Linked DNA regions of Homo sapiens: all the other regions are linked to region 1. The links are chromatin loops, found by intact Hi-C in ENCODE. Cell type or tissue: heart left ventricle. All regions are shown on one strand. Links, peaks and the distances in the headings refer to the core of each region. The heading gives the core; the rest is flanking DNA. Region 1 has its middle 29 kb from the start of ITGA6. Region 2 overlaps LOC107985960 (a long non-coding RNA gene). Region 3 has its middle 98 kb from the start of DLX2-DT.

Region 1 (10,687 bases), core at 3,859-6,358:
GTCCAGCACAGGTTGTGAGCCCACTGCCACCCAGTGAATGTGAATTACTGACTGGATAGCCAGGCTTGGTCTGTGCTCTTTTATCTGAATGGCAGCTGACACATTATTCATCAGATTTATTTGAGCTGGCTTTGCCTCCTTCTAGGATGAGGAGGAGCACTGTTGTCAGAATCCAGGCTGCTCAGAACACAGAAGAGAGCAACAACCCCTATCTTGCAGCCTGTCTCTACATGCATGGCCTCCACCCTGGGCCCCAAAGACAGCCTGGCTGAGACCAGTTCAGGGTACATTTGTCTTGGGTATTCCGCCTACTCCATCCATATCCTCTGACACACATGGCGTGTCTGTGGTGGCCCCCTGGCTTGCCACTGCATGTAGCCAAGAGCCAGCTTCCTTCTGTTTACTTCAGAGCTCACTCATGGCCCCAGACAATCCCTCTCCACCCATAGACTCAATCGTGAGTGTGCAGCGACAAGGCCCTTGCTGCATCCCATTGTCTCTGGGAGTCTTTCCAGTACCCCCTTTCAGGGCTCCCTCTGGCTTCTTCTCGCTTCTGGATTCTCCACCTACAAGTGTGGACTTGATGCAGACCTACCACTGCCCTCATTGATGGATCCCAAATCCAGCCCCATTCCCTTGTATTACCCGTCTGAGGTCTGAGAATCCCAGCTCACTGAAAGGCTTGGGCACTCTCCACAAGGTGCCTAATAAAGACATATCCCAGGATATGATAGGACTGTGGGACCGACAAAATGCCCAGATTGTGCTCATTGTCTCTGAGTTTATTCTCCTCCTAATATGAAGAGTAACAGAAGTCTAGTTGTGCAACTAAACAGTCTGGTACCCGAGGACGTTTAAGGAATATCTAAACCAAGTGTTGACAAAAGTCACATTAAACAAGCCAAGCACTCCAGAAGATACAAACAAAAAGGTATATAATAATCTGCCACTCTGAGTAGTTAAAGAGACATACGTTTAAAAATATTTTTTCTACACTGATTTAGCACCTTCTATATATGCCAGGCATTGTACTATGGGCCAGATAACAGAAATGAATAAAGACCACTTGGTTAGCACAAGGAACTTTACAATGCAATGGGGAAAATGAGACACACAAACAAATAGCAATGATGCAGTAATGGATGTGTGCTGGGAACAGCAGGGACTGCAGCAGAGTAAGAGGCTCTGAGTGGAGGCGGTGGGTTACTCCCCAAACATTTATCCTAGGCTTATTAAGCTCTGATACTAGGAATAAAGTCCCTATTTTCAAGGGGCTCACCTGTTACTAGGAGAGCAAGATAAACAAACAGGTGCATGCCAAACAGCATGATAATGAGCAAATAGGGATATATATGGGATGCAGTGGAACTCAGAGGAGGGGCTCTAACCATAGGTAATACTCAAGATCTTTAACTCACCATCGGAAATGACTCCAGCAGTAAACAATTGACTCTATAAATGGCTGCACTGTCTTATTAGGAAAAAACCCTCTCCCAGCCCAGACTGGATGGCCCAGGAGCTTCCTGGAGGAAGTGAGGCCTGATTAGCCACTTGAAGGACAAGTAGAAATAGACCAGGCAAGGGCATTTTAGAGAGAGATAACAGTAAATGCAAATGCTTGGTGGTGTGAGAACAGAGAATCAGCATTCCTTCCCTAAACACCCCCAGTGAGCACCCAGACCACATGCACCTGGGGGTTCTCAGAAGCAGGCCTTGTGGAACAAGGCAGCTCACTCAAGTCATTAGAAGTGACATTTGAAGATGGTCAAGATTCAAAACAACACACACACACGCATCCACCCATGCATGCCTGTATGCACACAGCACACACGTGATACTGCTGTTAATAACTAGAAGCCCAGGATCCACCCTGGATAATGAAGATCAACCACTGAGCCAAGGATGAAAAGGGAGAGACTGGCAAATCAAGAAAAGCAGATCAATACAGAGGGAAACATAAAAGAACAGCCCTGAAAAAATTTCCCCCAGAGAAAAAAAGATTAAGGTCAAACTATAAAACTGCTCTAATTATAAATCTACTTAGTGGCTTAAGTGAACATACATTAATAAGACAAAATGCAAAAATGAAAATTAAATGGAAAATAAGCAAATGTAACAAATACAATGTCTGATGTAAGAAAGTAGGAGGCAGCTGGGCGCAGTGGCTCATGCCTGTAATCCCAGTACTTTGGGAGGCCGAGGCAGGTGGATCACTTGAGGTCAGGAGTTCGAGACCAGCCTGGCTAACATGGTGAAACCCTGTCTCTACCAAACATAAAAAATATTAGGCAGGCATGGTGGCATGTGCCTGTAGTCCCAGCTGAGGTACAAGAATCACTGGAACCCAGGAGGCGGAGGTTTCAGTGAGCCGAGATCATGCCGCTGCACTCCAGCCTGGGTGACAGAGCAAGACCCTGTCTCCAAAAACAAACAAGAAATGTAAGGCATTTGTAGTTTCTGCCTGCCCAGAACCCACCCTATTCTTCTGTAAGGGAGACCTCCTTTCTCTTGAGGGGCTCAGGCCCTACAGTTCAGCTGGAGCTAACCCTTACCTCTCCTCTGCCACAGGTGTGGGAATAGGACTTGGGCCTGTTCAAGGTGGCCCATTACCTCTAGTTCCAGTGATGGGTTCACACGTGAGCATATGATTTAGTCCTCTCCCAGGACTTTCCTGGTGGACTTAATGTGAAGAAGCTCTTCCTCAGTGGGAGTTGCTAAGCAGGTTGCATGTGAGCCCCAGAATGCTTGAAACCATCTTCACCAGTGGTGGGAGGTGAAGCTTGATTACATCATTTCGACTCCTGGAGCAGCTATCCATCCTGGACTTTTCTGGTATTTGAGCTAATTCCCACTTTTACTTAAGCTAATTTGAGTTGGATTCTGTCACTTGAACCCCAAAAGGTCCTGATTAATTGAAGAAAACTTTCAATCACTAAAATAATGGTTTCAAGTGACAGGCACTCTGGCCCAAAACTGACTTTCCTAAATGGCCAGACCCTACATACACTGAACACTCATAAATGGAAATATAGGAAGAGAGAGCTAGATAGCATTCACAGAATGCATTTGGTTCTGATTTGTTAAAGAATTACTGGTACAAAAAGTTTAGGCCAGCAAAAAAGCACCATAATAAGGTGTCTCCCAAAAACATTTTGCATATGTCAGAAATACTACCCAATTGATTCCTTCACTTCATAAACGTTCATTGAGCAGGTCTAGACTGGGCACTGCTAGGGAGAAACAGGGTAAGACAACATCCCTTCATAGAGAAACTCACAGTCCTGTGGGAGGCAGACATTGGAGCAGATGCACCAGCAGAGGAAGGGTGGTAATCCAGGAGAGATGAAGTGCTATAGGAGGCCACAGGCAGGCAAACAGTTTTCTTACATCAGAAGTAAAAACAATCCTTCCATTGCAGTGGGGAATAGATCCACAGAGACCTACTCACCTATCACATTTCACTTGGACATATTCATTGAGCTGATGAAGATTCCCTCAAGCTTTGAGACGTTTCTCCCCTTGAGAGTGGAAGAAAGGAAACCTACACTTGTTGAGTTCCTAACCTGCACCAGGCACTGTTAATTTATCTGTGGCAACTCAGAAGTAATGATGCATCATCGTATTATACAAATACCAAGGCCTTGATCTGCTCTGAAACCATTAAAAAAAAACACCAATTCAACAACTAAATCTAATCTGACAGTGCTGGTGATTGAAACACTGTTGACTTCATCAAAATATAAGGGGGTACCAAAAACATCAGAAAGCAAGAGAATATTTTAATGCAAAATTCCAGCATGAACAAAATATCAAAATGTTAAACAAAGACATGATCAGATCCAGCCCTGCAATTGCATGCCTTGTCCTCACTTGCCTCACCCTAATTTGGACCCTGATCCCCAGCCACATCACCCGGCTCTATGCACCTTATAAGGGTTGTCACCTGCCTTCCTGTTCATAAACAGCAAAACAATCCTTAAAATGGACGTGGCTCTCGTGCCCATGTTTGGGGACACCAGGATAACGTAAAGCCAGAAAGTTTGCCTAATCCCTGCAGATGGACAGCCACCCGCTTGGGGAAAGGAGGAAAGCTAGTGTGGGTGATGAAGCCCTGTCCTCACTGTTGAGGTAGGGAGAGGGGTTGGGTAAATGGTGAGGGGAGTGCCTGCCCTGTAAAGAGACCTTGTTCATCAGGGTTCTTAAAAACAACATCAAACCCTCTCAATCCTGATGGAATTAGCCAGATACCCTCAGGGCTTCTGAAGACACCAGTAATGAAATGCACACCACCTGTCCTATTTCCCTTCTGTGTGGTTTGAATGTTTGATTCCTCCCACTCTTGTTGAAATTTAGCTGCCATTGTGACAGTATTCAGAGATGGGACCTTTTTTTTTTTTTTTTTTTGAGATGGAGTCTCACTCTGTCGCCCAGGCTGGAGTGCAGTGGCACAATCTTGGCTCACTGCAACCTCTGCCTCCCAGGTTCAAGCAATTCTCCTGCCTCAGCCTTCTGAGTAGCTGGGACTACAGGCGCCTGCCACCACTCCTGGCTAATTTTTTGTATTTTTAGTAAAGACGGGGTTTCACCATGTTAGCCAGGATGGTCTCAATCTCCCGACCTTGTGATCCGCCCGCCTCAGCCTCCTAAAGTTTTGGGATTACAGGCGTGAGCCATCGCGCCCAGCCCAGAGGTGGGACCTTTTAGAGGTGATTAGGTCATGAGGGCTCTTCCCTCTTGAATGGGTTAAAGCTGTTATCTTGGGAGTGGGTTCCTTATAGAAGGATGGGTTCAGATTTGTATTGAATGGGGAAGCATTCCATTCATTATCTACACTAAAATAATTAAAATAGCTAACATTTATGTGCCACACACAACACCGGTTTATGTTTTCTCATTTAAAGGTATTTTTTTAAAAAATAGTGAAGTTCAAAGAAAGTTACAGGAAATATATATATATTCTGTTAATTAAGAACTAATTATTAATTCATTTATTATTTAACAAATACTTATGGATGGATAAACGAACCTACAAGCTTTATTACTTCTACATATTTAGGGCATCATGGGATTACTTCATGTTATCTTAGAAGACTTTGGAGTTTTACTTATAAGAAAGAAAATTTACTTAACCAATAATTTGATTATACTAATAAAAATTAACTCGGGCTCTGAACATGAAATTAAATGTACTCCCCCTACTGAGAACTGAAAACCATGCATCCGATTTCAGAGCCAGCTAGGAAGTACTGGCTGGATTCCACCTCTGGGAGGTGGAAGTTCTCCAGAATGGCCTGGGAGGGGCAGTTCTCTGGGTAGGTATCCCTTGCTATTTATCTAGTGCCCTTTTAGCATGTGCAGTAAGCAGCTGTTGACTTGACTGGACTCCCCCCACCCCATTCCCATGTCCTTCCCAGGTGTGCTGGGACAGGTCACCTCTGGCTGTCATTGAGCCTGGGGGAAGAAGGAGGGAGAGAGAAACAAAGCACAACAAAAATTCTCAAATGAGCTAGAAAAAATGAATTATCTATCTCACTAAGCCAAAGGGGATCTATTTAATACACCAAGGCTACAACTAGGAGGCTACAATTTCTTCCCAATTAGCCTTTTGTTTCTGCCAAGTCTCCACAAAATAAAAGAATTGACATCTGTGCAGAATCAAGTCACTTGGAAATAGTCCCCTAATATTCCAATAATTGTAATTAGTTTCCCACATCTATTATTTGAAGACTATTGACCTTAGTTAAAGAATAATTTGCCAGATTGTAAAAATGTTGTTGCTAGAATGGACCACAGATATCTAGTCATGAGAAATCTGAGGCCCAGACAAATTAACTGAACTATCCCAAATCACACAGCAAGGTAGTAGCATAATACTCTAGAAGACCATAGCTAAGCTCTGGACTCCTAGAGGACCTTTGATGGAAGCTGTCTTATGTATGTTATGTTCTTGCCTTCATCCATGCAATGAACGACAGTGTTTACATTTGTGGAAGATTTTCTACATGTTAATGAGCGTGCAGGGGTGTGTGTATGTGTTTTCTTGGCAAAGCACATGTCTGTTTAACTGTCAGCTCAGGACCCTATTGTGTTTAAGATTCTTTGATTTCAGGGAGAAGTGCCCTGAGGCTCCCAAGAGCTCTACACCCACTCCCTGGGACTCCTCACACACACCGCTGTGGAAGGTCTGCCTGGAAGCCTCCCAGGGCAAGTCCTCCCAAGGGAAGGGAAGAGGATACCACCCAAAGAGCTCCAAGTGCACATCTGTTCCCAGGCCCTGGCAGAAACCGTCGCTGGAATTTAGCAAGAAGCCTGCAGAATCATTACTATTGCTCTGGGGCTGACAGTTGTTAAGGACTCGTTAGGGAGTGTCAGTTTTCCACAGGCAACTGCATTTCTGAGAAAAGGGCCTGAACTTGGACTAAAAAAATGCTAGCAGCTATTTCTATTTCAAGAGAACAAGTTGTTGAACCTAAGTGGCAAAGGAATTCACAAACCCCTTTATCTCCCACTTCTGGCATGTTCCATCCACTCTGAACTAAGATGTGGGTCTGAACTATAAAACAAGCACTTGATGAACCTCTGCCTTCACCTCCGCCTCCGCTCCCCTCCTCCAAAACCCATGCTGAAAACAGTCAGCAGCCTTAGGAGTTCTTCACAGTCAAGGAGGAAGTTGGGAAGACAGGTTGGAAAGCTGAGGCCAGCCAATGATGGCACAGGCTCAGATGCCCATTTATCCCCTGTGTGAGAATGCCAGTAAATGAACAGAGGCTGGTGCTTTAGAAGAAAGGAAAGAGGCAACAAATACCATCCCTGCCCTTAAGGAGCATAGGATCTGAAGCAAGAGCTAACCCCTTGGAAACAAAGACCGAAATAAGACTGAGCACTACACATGATTCAGAGAGGGCATCTTTCAGCACAGAGTTTAGGGAGCAGAGAGGTCACTGAAAGCTGGAGTATTGCCCACAGCCTCCCTCTCTTCAGGCCCCCTGTAGATGCTGTGCTCTTGGAGTCTGTCCCAGCCTTCCTGTTGAGTCTGACTGCTCTCCTAGATCAGTGGTTCCTGAGAACCCACTTTAGACTCTCTCAGTCGCTGTGATGGATATCCAACTTGAATGAGCTTAATTCAGCAGGTCTCCATCTTGGCAGTGCATTCAAATCACCGGGGGAGCTTTAAAACCTACCTATGCCCAAGTCCTATCCCAGACCCAGACCAATTGAATCCAGTTCCCCAGGTGAGAGACCCTGACATCAGATCCTAATGGCAGTCAGGTTGAGAACCACTGGTTTAAGCAACAAAGGACAATTTGCAAACTCACAGAGGAAAACCACAAGAAGGTGGAGCTGTCCTTAGGGACAACTAGAACCAGGACATTGAACCAGTCAAGATCCTCTCTGTTCCTCTGTTCCCCTTTTCTTGCATATCTGTTGCATCTTCTCTCCTTGAGATGGGAATCATTACTAGTAGTGGCTCTGGCTTACCCTTTAGCAGCTAGAGGATAGAGCTTTGCTTCTCAGGTCTGTATTGACCATCCCCTACCCACCCCTCCACCTATTTTTTCTCTAAAAACAACTCTGATTGGCCTTCCAGGGGTCATGTCCCCACCCCTTGGCCCATGTTGAGAGGTTTTCATTGGTCCAGCTTGATTCACGATTGTGTTCCTACCCCTGGGGAGGGGTGCTGGGGAGACTATCATAGATCCTTGCTAGTCAAAGTGTGGTCTATGGACCAACTCTCTGGGCATCGCCTAGAAGTTTGTTAAAAAATGGAAACTCCCAGGTGCCATCACAGACCTGCTGATTGAGCATTTGCCTTCTAACAAGATCCCTAGGTGATTTGTATGCACATGAAGGCCTGAGAAGGACCACTCTAATGCTCTGGTATCGCTTTCTCAGGTTGATGAAGGTAGAGGTATTCCTTTCTCTTGGTTTCATGCTAAAGCCTCAGAAGAAGGATGCTGCCACTCCTCTACAGCTTCTGACAGCAGCAGTACCAACACCAGGTCATTCTAGCCTGGTTGGCAAGAAACCCAGTCAAGCTCCCCACACCATTCCTTCTTCTCTTTCTCAAAACCTGGCTCTGGATGAGGTCTGTGGTTTTGCTGCAGTAGCTGATAGGGAAGAGGATGTGGTTCTCTGGGCCAAATAGGGTCCAGCAGCTGGTGCTTATCAGCCATGCTCTGTGATACACACAGATGTGTCCACACCTACCTTCCTGGCCGAGGACATGTGGGAACTCAGAGCTTCCCCTGGGAATGAATGACAGAGCAAGGAAGTGACAAGGCTGATGTAGGTGTGATGGCATCCTGCCCAGCATCTTGATAGTCAGCTGGGTCGGGGGATTTGCCTCTGAAACCTGGAAGCACGTGGGAAGTACAAATATATAATCTGGGCATCTGGCCACTCAGTTTAGTGATGCTCTAGGTCCTTCCTGGAGGATACCATTTTCAAGTTCAATGTACTCCCTAGACCCCAAGCTCTATCTTCTGTGTCAACCCATTTTTCCCTTACCTTTCCCTTCCCCTGTCCATTTGCTTTCCCACTCAAACAGGAAAAGGTGAAAATTCGTGGGCACTCAATAATTATTGTTAGAAGAAATAGATGAATAAATAAACAAATGGTTTTGCATTTTTGGAAGAAGGAGAATTGAGCTTTATTTTCATCTGCTTGGATGGATAAATAGCTTTACTTCTGGGAAGTGACACAGAATTACCGCCTATAAATCATCGCCTTTGTTTAGCTCTCTCCCGCATCTCTACCCTCCACAAACAAGAAATCCTATGCGTTTGTACGAGAGAGCCTCAATTTTTATTTTTTTATTTTTTATTTTTCTTTTCTTTTTTTATTATTATTATTATACTTTAAGTTTTAGGGTACATGTGCACAATGTGCAGGTTAGTTACATATGTATACATTTGTCATGCTAGTGTGCTGCACCCATTAACTCATCATTTAGCATTAGGTATATCTCCTAAAGCTATCCCTCCCCCCTCCCCCCACCCAGAGCCTCAATTTTTAAATTCTCCCTCATGTGGGCTTCAGGAAGAGCCTGACTTTTGGTCTCAGTGGCTTCTGACCAGCATTGCCTCCAAAGAATGAAGAGAATATCCCCCCAGTTGTTTGGGTATTTTCATCCCAAGATGAAATCTACTCCTATCCTCTTGTTCCATATCAGAATTAGAACTTTAGAACGTGTCTGCTGGAGAACTGGCCTAACCACTTCATTTTATAGAGGAGGCAACTGAACCTAGAGAAAGGGAATAGATCTGTCTGAGGCCACACAACTAGTAAGAGCCAGTTGTCTGTGTAGACCACAGGTTTCCTGAGTTTGGATCCAGTTCATTCTCCTTTCATGCCACAGTGTAGCCTGTTGACCACGCTGCTATCAGAACTCGCCTCAGCAGCAGTGGCGATGCCATTTTCCTGTGGCTAGAAGGACGGCCGATTAAAGGACCTCAGTCAGCACCCTCCTCTAACGGGAGCCTGGGGGAGGGCGCACCAGGTAGGATTCCAGCAGCCAGTTCCACACCAGCCCCAGAGTAACAGACCTGTTTTTCCAAAAGTCCATTTATTTCTGTCTCCTTTACCCAGCCCAAACAGCAATGGAGAGGATTTTGCTCAAACTTTCCAAAATAACTTCCCTTTGGGCTGAGACCAAGCATGTGTAGCTTCAGGCCAAGGAATATTGAGAAGTTTATGAGCCACTAAAAATAGACAGTTACAACAGAAACTTCCTCTTACTTCTGCCATTTTCTCTGCTGGCTACACAAACACAGAGGCAGACTCCCTGATCATGGAGGGTGGAAAAAAGCATCCCATGCTCCAAGCTATGGTGTGATCACATGGGAAATATGTTTAAGGAAGAACATTGCCATTTCAAGAACGAGTCTGAACCAAATATTACAACTGGAAAGGAGAGGACCCATTGGTGCATCCTCTGGCCCTGAATTCTTTCTCTCACAGCCAAAGAAGGGCAGAGGCAGGAGCAATGGCAGCACTAGAGACAACAGGCAAACCCACCGTAGGCCTCTGCCCATTTGTAGCCTCTCATCTGTGGTTGGAATGGAAGCCAGGTTTAATCACGGTGTCAGTTCTAAAATATTCCAGAACAATTCCAACAGGGCAAATGATGTCTTTAAGATATGTTTGAGCTGGTTATGCAGTCTATCCCTTGCCTTCTCTTTGGACTACATCTTTACCTGGCTGCTTTGAAGATTCTAGTTCACTTTATTCACTTTACAGAGTCCAGAAAACAGCCAAATTAAGAATTTTCATTAGGTCCCAAAGTTCCTGGTTTCTAGCCAGCCACATACCAGTAATCCCTGAACTAGACTGCATGGAAGTAAAGGCTGTAACGTATAGGCTTGTGTTAGTCCAGTGTCCACTAAGCCTGTACGGTGCTCTACGTTGCAATGGGATGGAATAATAGAATCCCACCAAGAATGGAAATCAGCTCACATGCTTAAGAGAAAGCAGTTGCATGTTTAGTTCATTCTGCAGCAAATGACTTTCATGGCCTCAGTCTGTATAGAGATGACATAAAACATCTGAAATTATACAAAAGAATAAAGAATCACAGAGGTCCAGAGAAGAGAAGGCATATCTTTCCCATCTACCACATCCAGAAGGCTGAGTGGGGCCCTGATGTGATTCTCAGGATTCCAGTTCTCCCCCAAAGGAATAATTTAAT
Region 2 (10,687 bases), core at 2,984-5,483, 86 kb after region 1:
TGGATAATATCCTGCAGAGTGTTTTCCAACTTGGTTCCATTCTCCACATCACTTTCAGGTACACCAATCAGACGTAGATTTGGTCTTTTCACATAGTCCCATATTTCTTGGAGGCTTTGCTCGTTTCTTTTTATTCTTTTTTCTCTAAACTTCCCTTCTCGCTTCATTTCATTCATTTCATCTTCCATTGCTGATACCCTTTCTTCCAGTTGATCGCATCGGCTCCTGAGGCTTCTGCATTCTTCACGTAGTTCTCGAGCCTTGGTTTTCAGCTCCATCAACTCCTTTAAGCACTTCTCTGTATTGGTTATTCTAGTTATACATTCTTCTAAATTTTTTTCAAAGTTTTCGACTTCTTTGCCTTTGGTTTGAATGTCCTCCCGTAGCTCAGAGTAATTTGATCGTCTGAAGCCTTCTTCTCTCAGCTCGTCAAAATCATTCTCCATCCAGCTTTGTTCTGTTGCTGGTGAGGAACTGCGTTCCTTTGGAGGAGGAGAGGCGCTCTGCGTTTTAGAGTTTCCAGTTTTTCTGTTCTGTTTTTTCCCCATCTTTGTGGTTTTATCTACTTTTTGTCTTTGATGATGGTGATGTACAGATGGGTTTTCGGTGTAGATGTCCTTTCTGGTTGTTAGTTTTCCTTCTAACAGACAGGACCCTCAGGTGCAGGTCTGTTGGAATACCCTGCCGTGTGAGGTGTCAGTGTGCCCCTGCTGGGGGGTGCCTCCCAGTTAGGCTGCTCGGGGGTCAGGTGTCAGGGACCCACTTGAGGAGGCAGTCTGCCCGTTCTCAGATCTCCAGCTGCGTGCTGGGAGAACCACTGCTCTCTTCAAAGCTGTCAGACAGGGACACTTAAGTCTGCAGAGGTTACTGCTGTCTTTTTGTTTGTCTGTGCCCTGCCCCCAGAGGTGGAGCCTACAGAGGCAGGCAGGCCTCCTTGAGCTGTGGTGGGCTCCACCCAGTTCGAGCTTCCCGGCTGCTTTGTTTACCTAAGCAAGCCTGGGCAATGGCGGGCGCCCCTCCCCCAGCCTCGCTGCCGCCTTGCAGTTTGATCTCAGACTGCTGTGCTAGCAATCAGCGAGACTCCGTGGGCGTAGGACCCTCTGAGCCAGGTGCGGGATATAGTCTCGTGGTGCGCCGTTTCTTAAGCCGGTCTGAAAAGCGCAATATTCGGGTGGGAGTGACCCGATTTTCCAGGTGCGTCCGTCACCCCTTTCTTTGACTCGGAAAGGGAACTCCCTGACCCCTTGCGCTTCCCAGGTGAGGCAATGCCTCGCCCTGCTTCGGCTCGCGCACGGTGCGTGCACACACTGACCTGCGCCCACTGTCTGGCACTCCCTAGTGAGATGAACCCGGTACCTCAGATGGAAATGCAGAAATCACCCGTCTTCTGCGTCGCTCACGCTGGGAGCTGTAGTCCGGAGCTGTTCCTATTCGGCCATCTTGGCTCCTCGCGACAAAGAAAAGATTCTGCTGCCGGGTGCGGTGGCTCAAGCCTGTAATCCCAGCACTTTGGGAGGCCGAGGTGGGCAGATCACAAGGTCAGGAGATGGAGACCATCCTGGTTAACATGGTGAAACCCCATCTCTACTAAAAATACAAAAAAATTAGCCAGGCTTGGTGGCGGGCGCCTGTAGTCCCAGCTACTTAGGAGGCTGAGGCAGGAGAATGGTGTGAACCTGGGAGGCGGAGATTGCAGTGAGCCAAGATCGCGCCACTGCACTCCAGCCTGGGCAACAGAGCAAGACTCCGTCTCAAAAAAAAAAAAAGATTCTGCTAAAAAGACTTTTGCAGTTGGAAATAGAATTCTACTAAACATGCAAAGACCTTAACACAGATCCTACACAAAGAAATTGAGTTAAACATGCTCAGATCTCAAAAAGAAACCTAGAAATGGAATAATGTGTTATCAGAGCACACATTAAATGTGTTCTTAGAAGCACACTTTGTAAATTCTAAACAGTCCACAGTGTAGGAGAATGTGGCAATAATGGTCTTATTAAAGCAGAATCAAGCACTGGACCCAAGGACCACTGTTCAACTGGTGAAAAATCCTTCCTCTTTGGATTCTTCCCCTTGGATCCTATAGACCAGAGTATTCTCAGTTCTGACACCAACTTTGCCATGTACACTGTAGGCATCATAGCAAATCCTAGCTAAAATAGTGTTATATCCATTACTGGCACATTTCTCTCATTTCAAAATGATATTCCTGATTATTTATAAAATCTTCTGGTGAAGATTTCTACAGTATACCTTATAAGGTATGTATAGGATGCACCCTGCTACTGAGCTACCTAAATCCCTCCACATTGTTCACATTTCTCGGAATGGCTGTAAACTGTTTCTCCACTGGCTGTAATGACAAAGGGAAAGAAGTATTTCTTCTTCCCAATCTCATGACATTGTAACAAGCTCCCAATCTTTTCTCATTATCTGCACCAACCATTCCAAGATCCTTCTTTCCTATAAATTCTTAAAGGAGAAAACAAAAAGGAGAACATTTTTTAAATAGCTACAAAGGAGAAAAAAATCAAACATATTAATATTTCTGGGAGGTTTAATGTTCCCGTGGGAAGAAGGTCAGATAAACAAGGTGGGTGGAGTGGGAGGTGAGGCCCAGAGTAGAACAGTCCAGGCCACGTTATGTCGCCTCTGGTGGAAGCCCTTGAAGGAGGCAGCAAGAGGGTTGCAGACCTGAAAATCAGAGCTAGAGAAGTTTATCAGGCACCCTGAAGCCATCTGGGCACCAGCAGAACCCACACTCTCGGAACACTGCTGCATGCTGAGCCCAGCCAATTGCAGCCCAGCCTGCACCACAACCACCTGCCCTCTGCTCGGCACAGCTCTCCAGCAAAGGGTCTGGGCAGAAGGCTTTGCACTTGTGGTGTGTGCAATGCTTATTTCTTCAACCAGAAAAGTCTTTCTGAGCTTTGTTGAGGGCATCAGATCTCCCTCCGTCGCGCTTATTTTTCAATATAAATGTATAAATGGTGCTTCTATAACAGGATGCCAAGAAGCCCAGAGTCCAGAGAATCTCCTGGGCCCTAAAACCCGGGCTGGCCCAGGCCCTTCAGTTTAGCCTTGAGTCCTGGGTCCAGTCGTGTGCACTGATTGATCAAGGGCCAGTAGTCCATGGTGAAAGAAGGATCTCAAGGCAGAGTTAAGCTCTCCCTCAGAGACCTTGCTACAGCCACACTTAAAACCAGCTCTAGGCAGCTGTGTCCCTGGAGATCCTCTCCCTGGCCGGGCACTACATCCCATTCCATTTCTGTCCTGCCATTCTTTGAGGCCAGGGGAAGACCTGCCTCTCTATAAAGCCTCTCTTGACCACCCCCACGGGAGGCTCTCACTTCTATCGCCCTTCAATCGCTGCGACTGTTACTGTGGACACTGTCTCCTCAGCAAGAGCGTGAGGCACTCAGCTCCTTGGTCTCTTCTCGCATGAAGCATGCTGCTGACATGTGGGAGACACCAGGGCTGTTGAATCAAGAGAGACCGTGTTGTTCCATCCTCCCCTAGACACCACAGTCCAATTCCCGAAAGGACCCAATGTTTCCTGTAGCTGATCACAGGTAGCTGAGTGCCCAGAGGATGGTAAAATAATTTCCATTAAGTATGGACTTCCAGTAAGGATGGACTTACTGCAGTCCATATGGGGTCAAACTCTGAATATGAGCAAGTCTTGCTTCCTTAGTCTCCCTCCCTCCTTTCACCCTCAGCCTTGTTCATGCCTACCGACCTCATCACCAGCATCACCAAGACCTCACAGCCATGAGGTCCCTGAAGTCTGCCCTTTGTTCTGGGAAAGTGGCATAAAATTTTTTTTTTTTTTTTTTGAGACGAAGTCTTGCCTTGTCACCCAAGCTGGAGTGCAGTGGCGTGATCTCAGCTCACTGCAATCTCTGCCTCCGGGGTTCAAGCAATTCTCCTGCCTCAGCCTCCTGAGCTGAGATTACAGGCACTCTCCATCATGCCCGGCTAATTTTTGTATTTTTAGTAGAAACGGGGTTTTACGACGTTGGCCAGGCTGGTCTCAAACTCCTGATCTCAGGCGATCCACCCACCTCGGCCTCCCAAAGTGCTGGGATTACAGGTGTAAGCCACCACGCCCAGCCAATTCTTTTTTCCAAGTAAAGCCCTCATTAGAAAAACAAACGTCTCGCCTGCTCATATTATAACATTTCACAGCATAATTTTGGTATATTTTTATGCTTTTAAAACCTCTTCCCACCAAGGATGAAGAAGAGGTGGAGCAAAGTGAGTGAAGAGATGGATATTTCTGTTACAAACAGGCAAGTTAATGCCTCTCAGAAACGACTGAAGGGGCCTGAAAGGCCTGGAAGAGTAAATGGACCTCCCTAAAGGTACCAGGTCTCCCAGAAGGCAGTGGCCATAGGCCAGCCACTCACAAGGGCCTGGCACTATACAACTGGCCCTGAGCCCATGCAGGGCAGGAACCGGAGGGATCCTCTCCCCCTCGGTATCAAGGTAGGAGCCAATTTGTAGGCAGCCACTTGGGCTCCATTGGGCCACTGAGTACCTTGTCTCACCCATATGTTTTCCCTTTCCTTACAAAGCTGTTTCCTCAGAGGGTTCAGTGAGGAAACTCCTGAATAAACAGAGAGCATGCTGTTGGCCCAAGTTCTCTGAGGTGCACCCCAGGGACACAACCCTGGGCTGAGCCTACTTCCAGGCCTCTTGCCAGCCCTCCTGCCAGTCACAACTGTTGTTTCCATGAAGTAGCTTCTTTCATCTCCACTTACTTCACCCTCTGAAGGAAAAGCTTATGTCTCCAAACAGCAAGGCAGAAGAAATCTCTGAGGCAGATGTCTACCAAAGGTGCTGCAGCCCTCTGCCCTCTCTTCCAGAAGGCCCTCCCCAGCGACAGAACAATGGCTCCAATCATGCCAGGGAGCTCCACAGGCCTCCAGGCTGCCTTCCTTTCAGTGTCTGTTTAGTTCAAGGGCCTCGTCTTGTGTGAGGGGTGTGGGGTGGGCAAAAAGCTGCTGACATGAAAGGCCACAGAGGCACAGACATGGCTGTTATCTCTATTTTACAGATGGTAAAGCTAAGGCTCAGAGATCATATAGCTGAGAATGGACAGAACCAGAAGTCCAGCCCATGTTTGTCTGATTTGAAATCCCAGATCTTAACCATGACCCTCTGTCCATGGTGGACCGTTTGGATACATGGGGCCAGTGCCACAAACCAGGTTCATCGTGTGGACAGGAAGGGCCCTGCCAAACTCAAGGATTGGCTCAAGAAATAAATGGGCTGCACCTCAGAAAGGGGGCCAGGGAAAGTGGGTTTTGGTGGCAGCAGATGACCCCATTCTTTGCCAATATTATCATTGCTGTTTTGCTCTTGAGTTTCAGAAATTCAAGAAATAGTAGACAATGTCTACCACTTGCTGGTGCAATCTTGAGCAATTTACCTACTCTCTGCATGCCTCATTTTTCCTCATCTGTAAAATGGAAATATTAAGAGCCCCTATCTCATAGGGTGGTTGTGAGGATCAAGTGAGTTAATATGTGCAAACACCCAGAACAGTGCCTGGCACTTGGTAAGCACTGTATATTGCTGATGAGATCACCACCATCCCCATCTTCATCCACATTACCATCACCTTGGTCTAACACCTCCCTCATATCTCTCCAGGCATTATCAAGCCCTCTTGCTTATTGCTCCCAGAGCTGTTAATGACACCTTTAATAGAGTCCTCATCACTTTGTATCGATGCACTGAATATGAGAAGGATCATAATTTTCCATCTCTGTATCTCCAGTGCCTTCTACAGTGCCTAGCATATAGTCGGTATGCAATAAATGTGTCGAGTACATGCAACATGGTACTTAATTCTAAAAATATGGCTTTCAGACAAGTCACAAAGCCTATTTTTTTTTTCTTTTTGAGACAGGGTCTCACTCTGTCGCACAGGCTAGAGTACAGTGGCACGATCATAGCTCACTGCAGCCTCAAAGTCCTGGGCTCAATCTATCATCTCGCCTCAGCTCCCTGAGCAGCTGGGACTATAGGAGCATACCACCACACCCACGTTTTTCTTTTTCTTTTTTTAAATAGAGATGAGTTCTCCCTATGGTGCCCAGACTGGTCTTGAACTCCTGGGCTCAAGCTTCGGCCTCCCAAAATTGTGAGCCACCACATTTTGCCAAGGTCATCTGATTTTTATAAGATTTAAAAATATGTCTCCCCAGACATACAGATAAGAAGTACACACGATAATATGTGACAATAAAATTGAAAGGGTTTGAAATTGTCAAGTAGGCCAGGCGTGGTGGTTCATACCTGTAATCCCAGCACTTGGGAGGCCAAAGCAGGAGATCACTTGAGCCCAGGAGTTTGAAATTAGCATGGGAAACATGCTAATTTTTGTATGTTTAGAAACCCTGTTTCTACAAAAAAAAAATTTAAAATTAGCAGGGCATGGTGGTGTGTACCTATAGCCTCAGATACTTGGGAGGCTGAGGTGGGAGGATCTGTTTGAGCCCAGGAGTTCAAGGCTGCAGTGAGCCAGGATCAGGCTACGGCACTCTAGCTTGGGCCACAGAGCAAGACTCTATCTCAAAAATAAATAAACAAATAAATAAGTAAAAATAAATAATAAATTGTGAAGTGTTGAAGACGTAAGAAATTTCCATTGTGATAATCATTGTATCAAATAATACTAACAAACCCCATCTGAGGTCCTGATGACCTAGAGATCCTCTCCCTCTTCAGCATTTAAAGACTCAGAAGTAGATATGGTTCCTGAGAAATAGCCCCATGAATGTTGCCCTAAATAAAACACTTTTCCAGGCTGGAGGCAGTGGCTCATGCCTATAATCCCAGCACTTTGGGAGGCCAAGGCAGGTGGATCGCTTGAGTTCAGGAGTTTGAGACCAGCCTGGGAAACGTGGCAAAACCCTGTCTCTACAAAAAATACAAAAATTAGCCAGGCATGGTAGGAGGATACTTGAGCCCGAAAAGTTGAGGCTGCCATGAACTATGACTGCGCCACTGCACTCCAGTTTAGGCAACAGAGTGACACACTGTCTCAAAAGAAAAAGGAAAACAGCCAGGCACGCAGTGGCTCACGCCTGTAATCCCAGCACTTTGGAAGGCTGAGGCAGGCGGATCACGAGGTCAGGAGATCGAGACCATCCTGGCTAACATGGTGAAACCCCCTCTCTACTAAAAATACAAAAAATTAGCTGGGCGCCGTGGTGGGCGCCTGTGGTCCCAGCTACTCGGGAGGCTGAGGCAGGAGAATGGCGTGAACCTGGGAGGTGGAGCTTGCAGTGAGCCAAGATCACGCCACTGCACTCCAGCCTGGTGACAGAGTGAGACTCTGTCTCAAAAAAAAAAAGGAAAGAAAAAGGAAAGCAACTTTTCTAAGGAATCACCATCATTTGGAATGTTTTAAAATGAGCTTTTCAAAGACAGACTCCACAAATCGATTCATGAACTATTAATTGAGCACCTATGTGTGCCAGGCACAGGATCTACAAATATGAGTTAACATCAGGTGCCTACTTCTAAGGACTCTGCTCTCTAGTAAGGGAAACAGACACCTGATCCAATCATTCTTATACAATATGGAGGGTGATAAATAAAGACATACCCACTGTGTTCAGACTGCAGAGGAGGGACCCAATTCGGAGGTCTGTGGATTTTGAAATGGAAGTAGAGATTGGCCTAGGACAAAGGGTGCATGTTGAAGTTCTTTTCTGGGCAGCTATGGTTCAGAGACACCCAGGATTCCTAAGCACACTGCTGCACATTCTAAGAAGGCACAACTATTGCTATTGCAAGCCATGTTTAAGAGGCCAGCAAGAGGAAGCCTCCTCCTGGGCGTGCACTGGAGCTGCTGGCCTGGGGCGCGTACTCCATCCCAATACCCAGGACATAGGTATCTTTGCTCAAACAAAGCCCGTGCTGTTCCCGGCTGCCACAGGCTTCCCAGCAGCCCCAAAGCCCTCCCCACTGGGTCTATAAATAATAATTGAATGTCGTCCACCTCACCTTGAAAATGCTCACCACTACCCATGCCCTGAGGGAGGAGCATTATCCTGTTGTTTCTGATGATTTCCTTCCTTCAAGCCCAGGCCTGTGCACCCGCTGGTCATTATGGATGTGTGTCTGGTTTTCAAGAGGATGGCTACTCTTTGTATTTAGATCATTATTTTTAAATAAATGAGGTGCTGTGGCAAGTGAAACAATAGTGTCTGTTCTGAATGATAACCCTTCGTTCACCTTGTGTGGCTGGGTATTCCACACTAGGAAGAAATGTGAGGGGACCCATAAAGGGAGCCCTAAGGTTTTGAGCCAAGAGTCACTTCCCTTTTAAGGAAAGACTCTTTCAGTTCGCATGGCTGCTGGGATATGTTTTCCTCTCAGGGCTAGCTGCAGATCCCTATGCAGGTGGGACTTTTTGGAGGTAGCTCCTGTGATAAACTCTCTTCAGGGAATTAATGCATTGTCCCAAATCAGGCTCCTCTGTTTTCAGCTAATCCCCGCAAGTAACCTTCACCTTCTGCCTTGGAGGCCTGAGGGGCTTGAAAGGCCACTCACTCCCTCATCTCCCCCAGCACTTGGCACTGCAGGTCCCAGGAAGGAACTCCAGGAAGAGGCTGGGCTGGGGAAGAGGAGGAAGAGAAGGAAGGCTTGGCAGATCTCTCTGGCACTGGGCCAAACACACTAGATGCAGAGAGTAATAAGCCTCTTTTGTAAATGATGTAGAGCCCAGAAAGAAATTCTGCAGCCTCGAGGTGCTTGTTGAAGTGGAACAGGCAGAGGAAGGAAATACCAGGAGGCAGTAGCTGATAAAATGTAGCTCTGTGGAAGAGTCACCAGATTTGTCAAATGGAAAAAGTGAGAACTTCTAAAAAAAAAAATAGAATTGCAGCTGGGTGTGATGGCTCACGCCTGTAATCTCAGCACTTTGGGAGGATTGGTTGAGGCCAGGCATTCAAGACCAGCCTGGGCAACATAGTGAGATCCTGTCTGTAAAAAATTACAAATAAAAAATTAGCAGGATGTAGTGGTGCACACCTATAGTCCCAGCTACTCAGGAGGCCAAGACAGAAGGATCACTTGAGGCCAGGAGTCTGAGGCTGCAGTGAGCTCTGATCACATCACTGTACTCCAGCCTGTGTGACAGTGCAAGACTCTCTCTTAAAAAAAAAAAATTGTTCTACAATTTTGAACATTTGACCGCACAGGTATTAGTGATTGTTGTAAATAATGGAATTTTAAAATAATAACAACATATTGATTTCTCTCTCATTGTAACATATTTACCATAAAAGTTTCAAAATTATAGAAAAGTATAATGAAAAAATCAAAATCATCAACAATCCAGCCATCCAAGAGCCACCACAGTTAACATTTGGTATATCACCTCCTCGTTCGTTTGAATGAGATTTTTGTACAAAAGTCTTATACTATTGTTGATCATAGTCACATATCTTATCCATCTATCTCACAATATTGATTGATGGCCTACCTTGTGTTACAGATACAAAAATGAACAAAGTTCCTGTCCTCAGGGAGCTGCAATCCTCATGGGAAGATAGAGGATAAATGAATAAACATGAGTGTATGTCATATGCCAGGCAGCGATAAAGAGTATCGAGAAAAATAAGGCAGGGTAAAAGGGCTGGAGCATGGGGTACAGCGGGTCGGGTGAGGCGAGATTACTATCTTTATATGGAGTAGTTAGGGACCATCTTGCTGATAAAGTGAGATGCAAACAGAGACTGAAGAAAGTGAAGGAGCAGCCATGCAGTATCTCAGGGCACTGTTGCAGACAGAGGGGACGAGCAAGAGCAAAGTCCCAGGGCTGTAAAGACTGGACATGTTGGAGAAACATTCAGGAGTCCAGGGTGGCTGGAGTGGAGTGAATAAGGGGCAATGTGGTCGGAAATGGGGTCAGAGTTGGGGACTGGGGAGACTCAGATCATGGAAGGCCTGCAGGCCCCTGAGTATTCTGCTGTGTTCCACTTATTGTTATATTGTGAGCATTTCCCTACTTCAATACATTTTCTTCAACAGCATAAAATTTTAATGGCCGCATGAAATTCCACCATGTGGAATTGTAGCTAGTCATGTACCCGAGAGGAAGAGGAGACCAGAGTTGGTGGACAACTACCAATACTGGTTGTGCTGTGCCCCCTTAAGTAGAAAATGTCACGAGAGGACCAATCACTTAAAAAGCAATATGTCCAATGATACACTTACACAGTTCTGAAATGCTGTTTCTCCTCCTTCACGTCACTATTGCTCTTAAGGTCGTGATGCACCAGCCTATGCAACTGACCATTCCCTTTACTCTTGGGAGGTGCTAGAAGATTCGTAATGACCAAACCAAACTAATAAGAACAGTTACTGATCTTTGTATTTGAAGACAATGCTACTTTTGGTGCATTGCAGGCTGTGGCTTTTAGCCAATACTGAAACATGTGTTCAAGTAAATCCTTTCTATTCAACCAGACTAGACTATCTGCCTCTCTGCCTACTTGAGTACATGCATCTGAACTACATTAGATAAAATCAGCCTGTGGTAGGAATGGCAAGTTGTTCACGGATATCTATTCTCCCTTTCCGTGGAATAATCCATAACTTGGATCATTTACTTGATACTGGCCATCCAGAACAAAACTACACATCTCCCATCTTCCTTTGCAGT
Region 3 (10,687 bases), core at 5,136-7,635, 200 kb after region 1:
ACTAAATACAAAAAAAATTAGCCAGGCATGGGTGGCGTATGCCTTTAATCCGAGCTACTTGGGAGGCTGAGATAGAAGAATCACCTGTATCTGGGAGGTGGAGGTTGCAGTGAGCCGAGATTGCACCACTGCACTCCAGCCTGGGCAGGAGAAGCAAAACTCCATCTCAAAAAAAAAAAAAAAGGGGGGGGGGACCCCAGAGAACTAACTCACTCTCTCGCCATGTACAGACACAGCTAGAAGGTGCCATCTGTGAACTAGAATGTACGCCCTCAGCAGACCCCAAATCTGCCTTGATTTTGAACTTCCCAGCCTTCAGAACTATGAGAAATCGATTTCTGTTAGTGACAAGGCATTCTGCTTATGGCCTTTTGTTAGAGCAGCCCAAACAGACTAAGACAGATGCCCCATTACTTGTTGTTGTTGGCTTTTTTGTTTGTTTGTTTTGTTTTTTTGACATAGTCTCCCTCTGTCACCTAGGCTGGAGTGCAGTGGAGTGATCTAGGCTCACTCCAACCTCCACCTCCTGGGTTCAAGCGATTCTCCTGCCTCAGCCTCCCAAGTAGCTGGGATTACAGGCACATGCCACCATGCCCCGGCTAATTTTTGTATTTTTAGTAGGGACGGGGTTTCACCATGTTGGCCAGGCTGGTCTCAAACTCCTGACCTCAGGTCATCCTCTTGCCTCGGCCTCCCAAAGTGTTGAGATTACAGGTGTGAGCCAATGTGCCTGGCCACTCATTGCATTTTGAAGTCCACATGTTACAAACTGACCTCAGCATCTTTCCATGAAGCCCCTTCCTTCTCCTCTTAATTCAGAAATCTATTCTGTTACCCAAGCCAGAAACCTGGGGGTCATACTTGACTCTTCTTTCCCTCATGGCCTATATTGGACAGACAGGGTACACTGTCCTATCAATTCTACCTGCATAATATCTCCAGAATCCCTCCACTTCTCTGTTTCCCCTGCTATTGTCTTAATTCAGACATTGATCACATCCTAACCAAATCTAGCTTGTCCAAAATGATCTTTCTAAAACCAAATCTGACCGTGTCCCTCCCTTGCCTACAATTCTGCAGTGGCTTTCCATAATACCAGTTCCTGGCTCCTTAGAAAGACAAACAAGGCCCCCCAGGACATGGCCTGCCCCCCTCTCAGCCTCAGGTCTGACCACCCTCTCGTTCCACCCTGCGCCAGCCATCTGCCTGGGCTGCTTGTGGTCCCACCCCCTTGCTGGCATCTCCTGTCTTTGCATATGCAGCTCGCTTTATCTGAGATGCCTTTCCCGTCCTTCTTTGTCTGACTTGTTCTCATTTGTGCTCCAAGACCCTGCTGAGACATCACATCCCTGGGAGACCCTGCTGGCCTCCCCAGGATCTGTTAGTGCCAGCCCTTGCTGTGTCCCATCACACACTGCAATCAATTTTCCTCATGCTACAGTGCACTCATGTCTCTGAATTATAATGGTTTCTTTCTCCCTCACTAATTGGAACTTATTTAAGGCAATAGCTGTTTATCTCTCCTTGTCAAACAAATAGGAACCATCCCAAAGCCTCATAAAAAAAGAACGGTGTCCCAGGACTCCCCAGTTCAAGCCCTGCCCAAGCACAGCACAAGCTCCAGGTGACAGATGAGGGCAGATCACATGAGCTGGAGGGACAACTCTGTGGAGTCTCCTAAACCAGGGCACAGGCCATGAATATCAAGCCACTTCAAGCCATGGTTTCTCTAGGGTGAGCATCACTCAGGAAGGACATGAGATAATTTGAAGAACTTCTTTTGACTGTGCACCTACCGAGACTGCAAAACTGCCAAGTAAGCAGTTTCCCCTTCATGTCCTTGGGTTTCCATGTCTTCATAGTTCCCCTTCAGGGGCATCCCCTTCATTCATTCATTCACTTTGCTGCTCAGTACTGACTGAGTGCTTACTAGGTGGCAGGCACCATTCCTGGAGCTTGGACTGCATCAGCGACTGCAAGAGACAAGGGCTCATGTCCTTGGGGAGCTTGCTGTGTGTGAGAAAGAGCAGGCAGCAAACAATGAGCACAGAAATTCAGCAATTATATCGTGGTTTGGGGGGCACAAGTGCTGTGGAAGGCAGAGCAGGGTGAGGGAGACTGGGAGTGCTTGAGGGAAAGTGGCTGCAATTTAAAATAGGCCTCATTGAAAGCCTGACCGATGAGCAAAAGCTTGAAGGAAGTGAGGGAGTTAGCTACAGGGATATCGGAGCAAAGAGATTTCCCGGCAAAGCGAATGACCAGTGCAAAAACCCTGAACAGAAGGATGATATATCAGAAGAGTGACGCAATCCGATGTGTGTTTTTAAAAGCTCACTCTGAATTCTGTTAAGAATGCAGTCGGAGGCCAGATGCAGGGAGGCCAGTAAGCTAGGCTGGAGGCAATAAAGGCTGGGGCCAGGGTGGCTGCAGTGGAGAAGTGACCAGTGGTCAGACTATACATAAACTTGGAAGGAAGGGCCAACAGGCTTTCTGGATGGGTTAGATGTGGGATACAAGGAAGGAAAGGGGTTTCCAAATGCAACCAAAAAGACAATTTCTAGCAACTGACATGGGGAAGACTGTGGGTGGAATAAGATTTTATACCGACATGTGAAGTTTAAGGCCAGCATCCAGATAGAAATGTTGGATAAGGGGCCGGGCGAGCGCAGTGGCTCACGCCTGTAATCCCAACACTTTGGGAGGACGAGGTGGACGGATCACTTGAGGTTAGGAGTTTGAGACCAGCCTGGCCAACATAGTGAAACCCCAACTCTACTAAAAATACAAAAAAATTAGCCAGGCATGGTGGTGCCATCTGTAATCCCAGCTACACGGGAGGCTGAGGCAGGAGAATTGCTTGAATCCGGGAGGCAGACCCAGATTGCAGTGAGCCAAGATTGTGCTACTGTACTCCAGCTTGGGCGACAGAGTGAGACTCTGTCTCAAAAAAAAAAAAAGAAAAGAAAAGAAATGTTATAGGGCAGTTGGGTAGAGGAGCCTGGAGTTGGTGAGAGAGGCCTGTGTTAGAAATATGAATTTGAAAGTCATCAGGAGATAGTAGTTAATGCCAAGAGACTTTAAATACAATGAAGGAGGGAGTATTCTCTTGCTTTTAAAACAGCTCTCTTCACTCAAAACAAATAAATACAGGAAATAATCTGATATCATTACATGTAATTGGAAATAATCACAAAAATGTATTATATCTCTCCAGGTAATGGTATTTTTCCAATGCTGATAGCTATTATTATTCTATCATTATGAAACACTTGAGCATAACTCTGTGCTGAGTATACCAGGTCCAGCTATGCTGCCACAAAAACATTATTTCATTCTATTTTTTTGGCTGAATAGTATTCCATTATGTATATATACCACATTTTCTTTATATCAAATCATCTGTTGATGGACACTGAAGTTGATTTTTTTTTTTTTTTTTTTTGAGATGGAGTCTCGCTCTGTTGCCCATACTGGAGTGCAGCGGCGCAATCTCGGCTCACTGCAAGCTCTGCCTCCCAGGTTCACACCATTCTCCTGCCTCAGCCTTCTGAGTAGCTGGGACTACAGGTGCCCGCCACCATGCCCAGCTAATTTTTTGTATTTTTAGTAGAGATGGGGTTTCACCGTGTTAGCCAGGATGGTCTCAATCTCCTGACCTTGTGATCTGCCCACCTCGGCCTCCCAAAGTGCTGGGTTTACAGGCGTGAGCCACTGCACCCGGCTGATTTTTTTTTTTTTTTTTAAAGAAAAGGTCTCACTCTGTTGCCCAGGCTGGAATGCAGTGCCCTGAATATAGCTCACTATAACCTTGAACTCCCAAGCTCAAGCAATCCTTCTGCTTCAGCTTCCCATGCAGCTAGGACTACAGGTATGAGCCACCACACCCAGCTAATCTTTTATTTTTTGTAGAGATGAAGTCTTGTTCAGTTGCCCAGACTGGTCTTGAACTCCTGGCTTCAAGGGATCCTTCCACTTTGGTCTCCCAAAGTGCTGAGATTACAGGCATGAGCCACTACGCGCAGCCTGATTCCATAGTTTTGCTATTGTGAATAGTGCTGCAATGAACACACAAGTGCATGTATCTTTTTTACATAATGGTTTATTTTCCTTTGGTAGATACTCAGCAGCAGGATTGCTGGATCCAATGGTAGATCTATTTTCAGTTCTTTGAGAAATCTCCATACTGTTTTCCATAAAGGTTGGACTCATTTATATTCCTACCAACAGAGTATAAGCATTCCCTTTTGTTCACATCCTCCCCAACATCTGTTGCTTTTTGACTTTTTAGTAATAAACATAATGACTGGTGTGAGATGATATCTCATTGTCATTTTAATTTGCATTTCTCTAATGATTAGTAATGTTGAGATTTTTTCATATATCAAAAGAAAAAACTTTCAGACAACATTTTCCCCTTGCAACAAGGCAAATATACTTCCATATGCTAATAGATTTTAATCAAGATTTCTTTGGGGACTCTTTTATTATAGGAATAGATGTAAGCATTCATTGTAAGGAATAAAAATGTAATCTTAATCTAATTAATAAATATTCTAGTTGGCCCTTCCAGCACAGCTATTGGTTGATTTTCTGTCTTCAAAATAAAGAATATCTTCCACACTGATGCCCACATAGATGGGAACCTGATGAGGATAGGAGCACCCACACTGTTCCTCACTTTTTCTAGTACTGATGATGGATTTGTCGTAAGCCATTGCACTCTACTGCTGCTGTTCTTGGGATCAGATGGGCTTTGAGGTTCAATTTTGTGACCTTGAAACAGAAGCTTTTCCTGTGTGTACTAACCAGATGATGTGGGAATTAAATCCATAAGTTTCAATTCATGTGTACTAGAAAATCAATCCTATATTTAAGAGCATACTGTGGATTACACCAGCCTAGATAGTACAAGTATTCTTTAATTAATTAACCCACAACTGTTCATTACTGAGCAGCTACCATGTTCCAGGCACTGCACTAGGTTCTTCACTTCATAGTGATGTCTACAATATCAAACCTATGAGACCAATTAAAATGTACATTGATTTTTATGTACATGTCAGATATTTTGAAGAATCCCTTTAAAATTCAGTTTAGGTTTTTATCCTCCTAAAGATCATCTCTGACCCTCCCAGGCTGGGGGAGGCACCCTTCTTCTGAATTGTCCTAATACCATGTACATATTTCTATCCTTGAGTTGACCCCACTATTTTGTAGTTCTCTTTGTGTGTCTGTTCCTAAACTCAAACATGAAATCCACAAAGGCAAGAGACTCTGCTGACAAATCTTCCCAGCTGTACTTGGCACAGTGCTGCTGTCTGGTAAGTAATCAGTGTATTTTGGTTGAAGATATGAAAAAAATAGCAAACGAATAAATGAATGGAAAGAAATCACACCCATAAACTGGGACCTGAGTCAAAGCTCAAGGTTAAGGACTTTTCAGACTGGCAATGATTCTCACATGGGACCAGACAGTACCGCACCTACAACCTGCAATGCTCATTCCTTCCTTCCCCCATTTATTTAACAGCTAACTGTGTACCTACTATGTATTGAGAACTACGCAGAGTATGCACTGATAAACAGGAGATGGAATACTCGCCTTTGGAGAACTTATGTTTTCACAGTGCTCTTCAAATAACACCAACCTATGCCTGGTCTTCGGGAAATGCCATGTTTCACTGATCTAATTCCATCATGTTCCAGGAAATACTTCTAGCAGAAAATAATATTTTATGTAGAAGCAATATAATGTTATAATTCTGAAAGCACATCATAAAAGAATTAGCTGTACTGTGTTTTTCCATTGTTTAATTTACTAGATGCTCTTATTTATTGTCAGATAAATAGCAATAGGTACCAAAGAATTAACATAAATTTATGGACAGCAAGCTTTCACTTAAGAGAACTGAATCCACTTTCTGTAACCTAAGAATTGACCATCTGAATCCATTTTCTGTAACCTAAGAATTGATCATCACAGTTTGATTTCAGTGGAAAAAATAGCCGATTACTTTTGAGGAGTTAAGAGGTTAAGGTACATGCTCATGTCAAAGAGTGGCACCTACTGGCAGAATCTCATACTGCAGCATAGTTCTATTAGGCATTAACTATTAATAATACAGCAACGGAATCACTACAGAAACAATAGGATTAGTTTGGGAGATTTCTGTTCCCCAACAACCACACCATCTTCCTATTTGGGTAGAATCCCTCACTGTAAGATACCCCAACTTCTACTACAGAATTTAACATGGAGAGAACTGCATCTCTCTAACCTTGGGACTCAGCAAGTTGGGATTACCATTGATTTTGAATCTTAAGTAAGGGACCCCATGAAGAAGGGATGGGTAAATTAGGGTTGCAGCAATGGCAGAATCCAGCAGTGGTATGTGGGTCTAGCAGCAGCAACAGAATGCCCTCATCAGATTATTTCTGCTGCCTGGCCTCTCTTAGTACTTTCCTATTTTCAGCATCTGCTTTTCCAAACTTCCTGCCAATTCTGTGAACTAACATCCATCCAATAATTTCCTTTTCCACTTAAGGAAACCAGAGTAAGTTTCTGTTGCTTACAACCAAGAATCCTGGCTGATACACTACCTAACATTTATTGTCTTCTATCTGTCTGGGATTGTTCTTCACCCCACATACACATTATCTCATTTAGTCCTTCCCCAACAAAACCCTATGAGGTAAGATCAGAGCCCAAAATAGAGGCAAAAAGACTAAATAATTTTCCCAACTCATACAAGTAGTTTGGCAGAGCCAGGATATAAAATCAGCCAGTTCGATGCTATAACTAATTCTCTTAAGTATTTCGCTATCTCACAAAAGAAAAAATACTAGGGCTTTTGGAATTATGAAATTGAAAGACAGCTGGGCGTGGTGGCTCACGCTTGTAATCCCAGCCGTCTGGGAGGCTGAGGCGGGCGGATCATGAGGTCAGGAGATCAAGACCACAGTGAAACCCCATCTCTACTAAAAATACAAAAAAATTAGCCGGGCGTGGTGGCAGGTGCCTGTAGTCCTAGCTAATCGGAGAGGCTGAGGCAGGAGAATGGTGTGAACCCAGGAGGCGGAGGTTGCAGTAAGCCGAGATTGCGCCACTGCACTCCAGCCTGGGCGACAGAGCAAGACTCTGTCTCAAAAAAAGGAAATTGAAAGACAAGACTTGAGACATACTCCTAAGGCCTCTGGGCAGATGGAGCTGTGAATTGCAGAAAGAAATCCTGCAATGCTATAAGGAAAATAAAATATTAAAGTGAGATCAGAGACAATTTTGCCATAAGGGTAATGTAGCTTAAGTGCCCTTCATTTGCAAGGGGCCCCTTCCAAAGCCCTAAATTTAATTTTGTATTTATAAATTTGTATTATTTTTCTTAAGGAAATCCTCCAAAATGAGATAGGCTTCACATTCCAGAAAACCTGGATCCATCCCCTGGATGATACCATAAATTTATGAACTAGAGACTTATTTTCTAGCTCCAGGTTTGGATACCAAGAAGGGATTCTTTATAGAGAGACAGAGGCCTACAGAATACAAATAGAAGCACAGACAACCTTGGAGACCACACCTACTCTCCCGTGCCCTGGGGAGAAAAAAGGAGAGTAAGGAATTGTTTCTTACTACCCAGTCAGGGCTCAGTGCACATTTGTGGTATTTCAGGAACCCACAGGTCTCCAGAAAGCTGGCTGCCTTATCTTTCAACAAGAAGAAAGACAGGACATCTGTGCACCCACAGGCACAACAGCAGCAGCAAGGACTGGGGGTGAGTCCTCCTGTTTCAGGCCCAGACAGCCATCAGGCCCTTCTTACAGAACCAGCTAAATGTGGCCCTGACTCTGAGGAGGAGAGGACAGATACCACACCTTCTTGGGGAGACTAGAAGGATCCTGCCTTTATTTAATATGTTGATATTCTGTTCATCATCAATATTTTTTTTTTACCAATTTTGATTGCCCTACAATAGTATTTATCTCATTTATTGAGTTTTTTTGGTATCCCCCTTAAATTTTGTGCCTAAAGTGAGTGTTTCACTTGCCTTACCCTCGTCCTGGCCCTGACTAGGCAGATAATCACCAGGCACGTGAGGAGGGGCGTTTCCCCAGAAAAAATTACAATAACTCATCCAGTCATTTGCTTATATTTTCACCATAGAACTGTAGGCCAGATGCATCAGCCATCTTCATATCTAAGTCTTAGGAGCCTTAATTACTCTAAGGGATACTCAGAAAACCCAAATTGCGTTACTAAGTAGTATTTGTCTGGAAGGTTCTTGGCCTTAGGGCAGGATTGTCTTACTGAGGCAAACAAGGTTTTAGGCCAGTGGTTATTCCTCCCCAGGCTGCACTTAGGAAACTTTTGAAAAAGTTGCCAAGGTTCTACCTCTAGAGATTCTGACTTAATTACTCTGAAGTGACACCTAGGCCGGCTTTTTTAAGAGTTTTATTAAGATATAATTTGCATACCATAAAATTCACCCTTGTAAGTGTAATGATTTTTTATTAAGATATATAGTTGTATAATCAGCAGCACAATCTAGAATATGTAGAACCTTCCCTTCTCCCCAACAAGTCTCCTAGTGCCAATGTGTAGTTAGCCCCCATCCTCACCCCAGCCCCAGGCAGCACTGGTCTGCTCCTAGTCTTTAAAGATTGCAAGCACCAGTATTTTTCAGAAAGTTTTCCAAGTGATTCTAGTGCGCAGACATGGCTAAGAACTACCATTCTAGGCCTGGTCCCATGGCTCACACCTGTAATCCTAGCACTTTGGGAGGCCGAGGTGGGCAGATCACTTGAGGTCAGGAGTTCAAGACCAGCCTGACCAACATGGTGAAACCCCATCTCTATTAAAGATACAAAAGTGGCCGGGCATGGTGGTGGGTGCCTGTAATCCCAGCTACGTGGGAGGCTGAGGCAGGAGAATCACTTGAATCTAGGAGACAGAGGTTGCAGTAAGCTGAAATCACGCCACTGCACTCCAGCCTGGGCAACAAGAGCGAAACGCCATCTCAAAATAAAAATAAAAATAAAAACAAAAACAAGAACTACCATTTTAGACACCATAGAGCTAAACTCTCTCCTTAGTCCTGCCTCACAAAATCTGGATATTTTCTGTTAGAAGTTTTTCTTCTGGAAAAATATATCTTTAATTTCATATAAAAAAGTATTGCAGGAAATAGAATAAGTTTTATGACAAATAGCCTGTAGTCAACTTTGCCAAAATATCATTAAGTGAAAGATGTCTGTACACATATCCACACGCCTATAAGTATGATATGCCTCATTTCTACACAGGCTCAGGATACAGAGTTCTTCTGTTTTACGGTAAAATTAAAAGCTCAGGGTGCTATCATCAAAGTCATAGTCATTTCCTTAAAAATTAACAAAGAAACATTTACCTCAGACTGGAAAATTACAAGGATTACAAAACTATCGTCTTTAGATGTTCAAAAGTTCCTCAGGGGAAAGTTCCAGAGAAGTACAACGTATCTTTATGATTACGTTGCACAAACATGGAGATGATAATGCAGTAGTGCTGGAAAAGCCTAGAACAAACAATCACTGACAAGTTATCAGGTGGAGTTGAGGTCCTTCTGCCATTTTAGGCATGCAGGGCAAGCAAGCACTTGCACAGAGGTGAGCCCGAGGAACAGGAATGAACTTGAAATAATTCACAAAAAATGCCAGCCCCAGAGGTCTAGAAACACGTGTGAGCAAACCACAGCCAGAGGCTGCGGGGTGAGTCAGGGCTTTCTCAACACAAGCAATGCTTCTGCCTTCACGGGCCGAAACAGAGAACCGCAGACACCAACAGCCATCAACGCAGCCAGTGCGTGGGAAATGTTTCGGGGTGCAGTTACAAGACTCCACCCAGACCGCTCCCTAAAATTGCAAAGCTTTAAAACAGTGGCCCTCAGCCAAGAAGGGGCCGTCTTAGGTTAGGCCACTGAAGTTCTCCAGCAACGAGGTAGTCGGCAGTCAAGAGAGAAGCTTCCGAGGGAAAGTAGCCCTTAACTATGGATAAGGAACGTTTGCATTTTAGTGAAGTGGATGGCCCAAAGCCATGCTTTCTCTGCCTTCAGGTTTGAAATTCTCAACATTTACAAAGATATTGGGGGCAAAAGTTATCTCCTCCTCTGATTATCAATGAGTAGTTTCTCTGAATTCATAGTCCACAGGAAAATCTCAAATGACTTTGACAAAATCACCTGAGAAGGGTGAATAAAGAAGGGTGACTGAAGACACGCCACAGCCCACACTCCCCCACACCAAGTCACTAGAAATGACAGAAAATAATTTTAAATAAGTGAATTGGAAACAGTGAAGGTAAATAAAGAAAGGCAGCATCTAGCCAGAAATAATGAGCCATTCCTGAAAGACAGAAGACAGATCAAATCAGAGTAATGAATACAAATCACATCCAGGAGAGGCAGTTGCATGGAGTGGGGATGACTCCTTAAATCAGATGAAGAGGATATTGGGAGCTTGTGCAGACCAGGGTGGTTCTGGGCCACGATCAGAGCTGGTGGGACATCACAGTAGGACCGTCAGGCAGGTGCTCTCATTCACACGCACACAAACACACATGCACACAAACACAAACACATGCACACACACACACATGCACATGCATGCCAAACAGTAGGCACAGCAAGCCCCAGAGGCGTCCATACCCAGTGTTTGC

Evidence for each region. Peaks named below come from ENCODE experiments on the same cell type or tissue, not always from the same donor. Only the 100,000 strongest peaks of a DNase experiment are listed, where the experiment ranks them.
Region 2: it touches region 1 in a loop (1.9-fold over the local background); 1 of 110 quality-filtered maps calls a loop at or near these places.
Region 3: a loop joins it to region 1, with 1.9 times the contacts of the local background. A loop is called at or near these places in 1 of 110 quality-filtered maps.

What each region holds. Positions count from the first base shown.
Region 1 is chr2:172,393,211-172,403,897 of GRCh38, reverse strand. No RefSeq gene overlaps it. Among named protein-coding and RNA genes, the nearest start is that of ITGA6, 29 kb to the left of the region's middle. In heart left ventricle, for the core only: a CTCF peak has its summit at 5,223; no DNase peak of the experiment used is centred there; H3K27ac peaks cover 449 bases.
Region 2 is chr2:172,306,034-172,316,720 of GRCh38, reverse strand. All of the region lies in intron 3 of LOC107985960 (a long non-coding RNA gene), which reads right to left. Among named protein-coding and RNA genes, the nearest start is that of ITGA6, 120 kb to the left of the region's middle. RefSeq lists enhancers at 551-1,194, 1,195-1,839. In heart left ventricle, for the core only: no CTCF peak of the experiment used is centred there; no DNase peak of the experiment used is centred there; H3K27ac peaks cover 1,258 bases.
Region 3 is chr2:172,196,091-172,206,777 of GRCh38, reverse strand. No RefSeq gene overlaps it. Among named protein-coding and RNA genes, the nearest start is that of DLX2-DT, 98 kb to the right of the region's middle. In heart left ventricle, for the core only: a CTCF peak has its summit at 6,082 (motif pointing left); no DNase peak of the experiment used is centred there.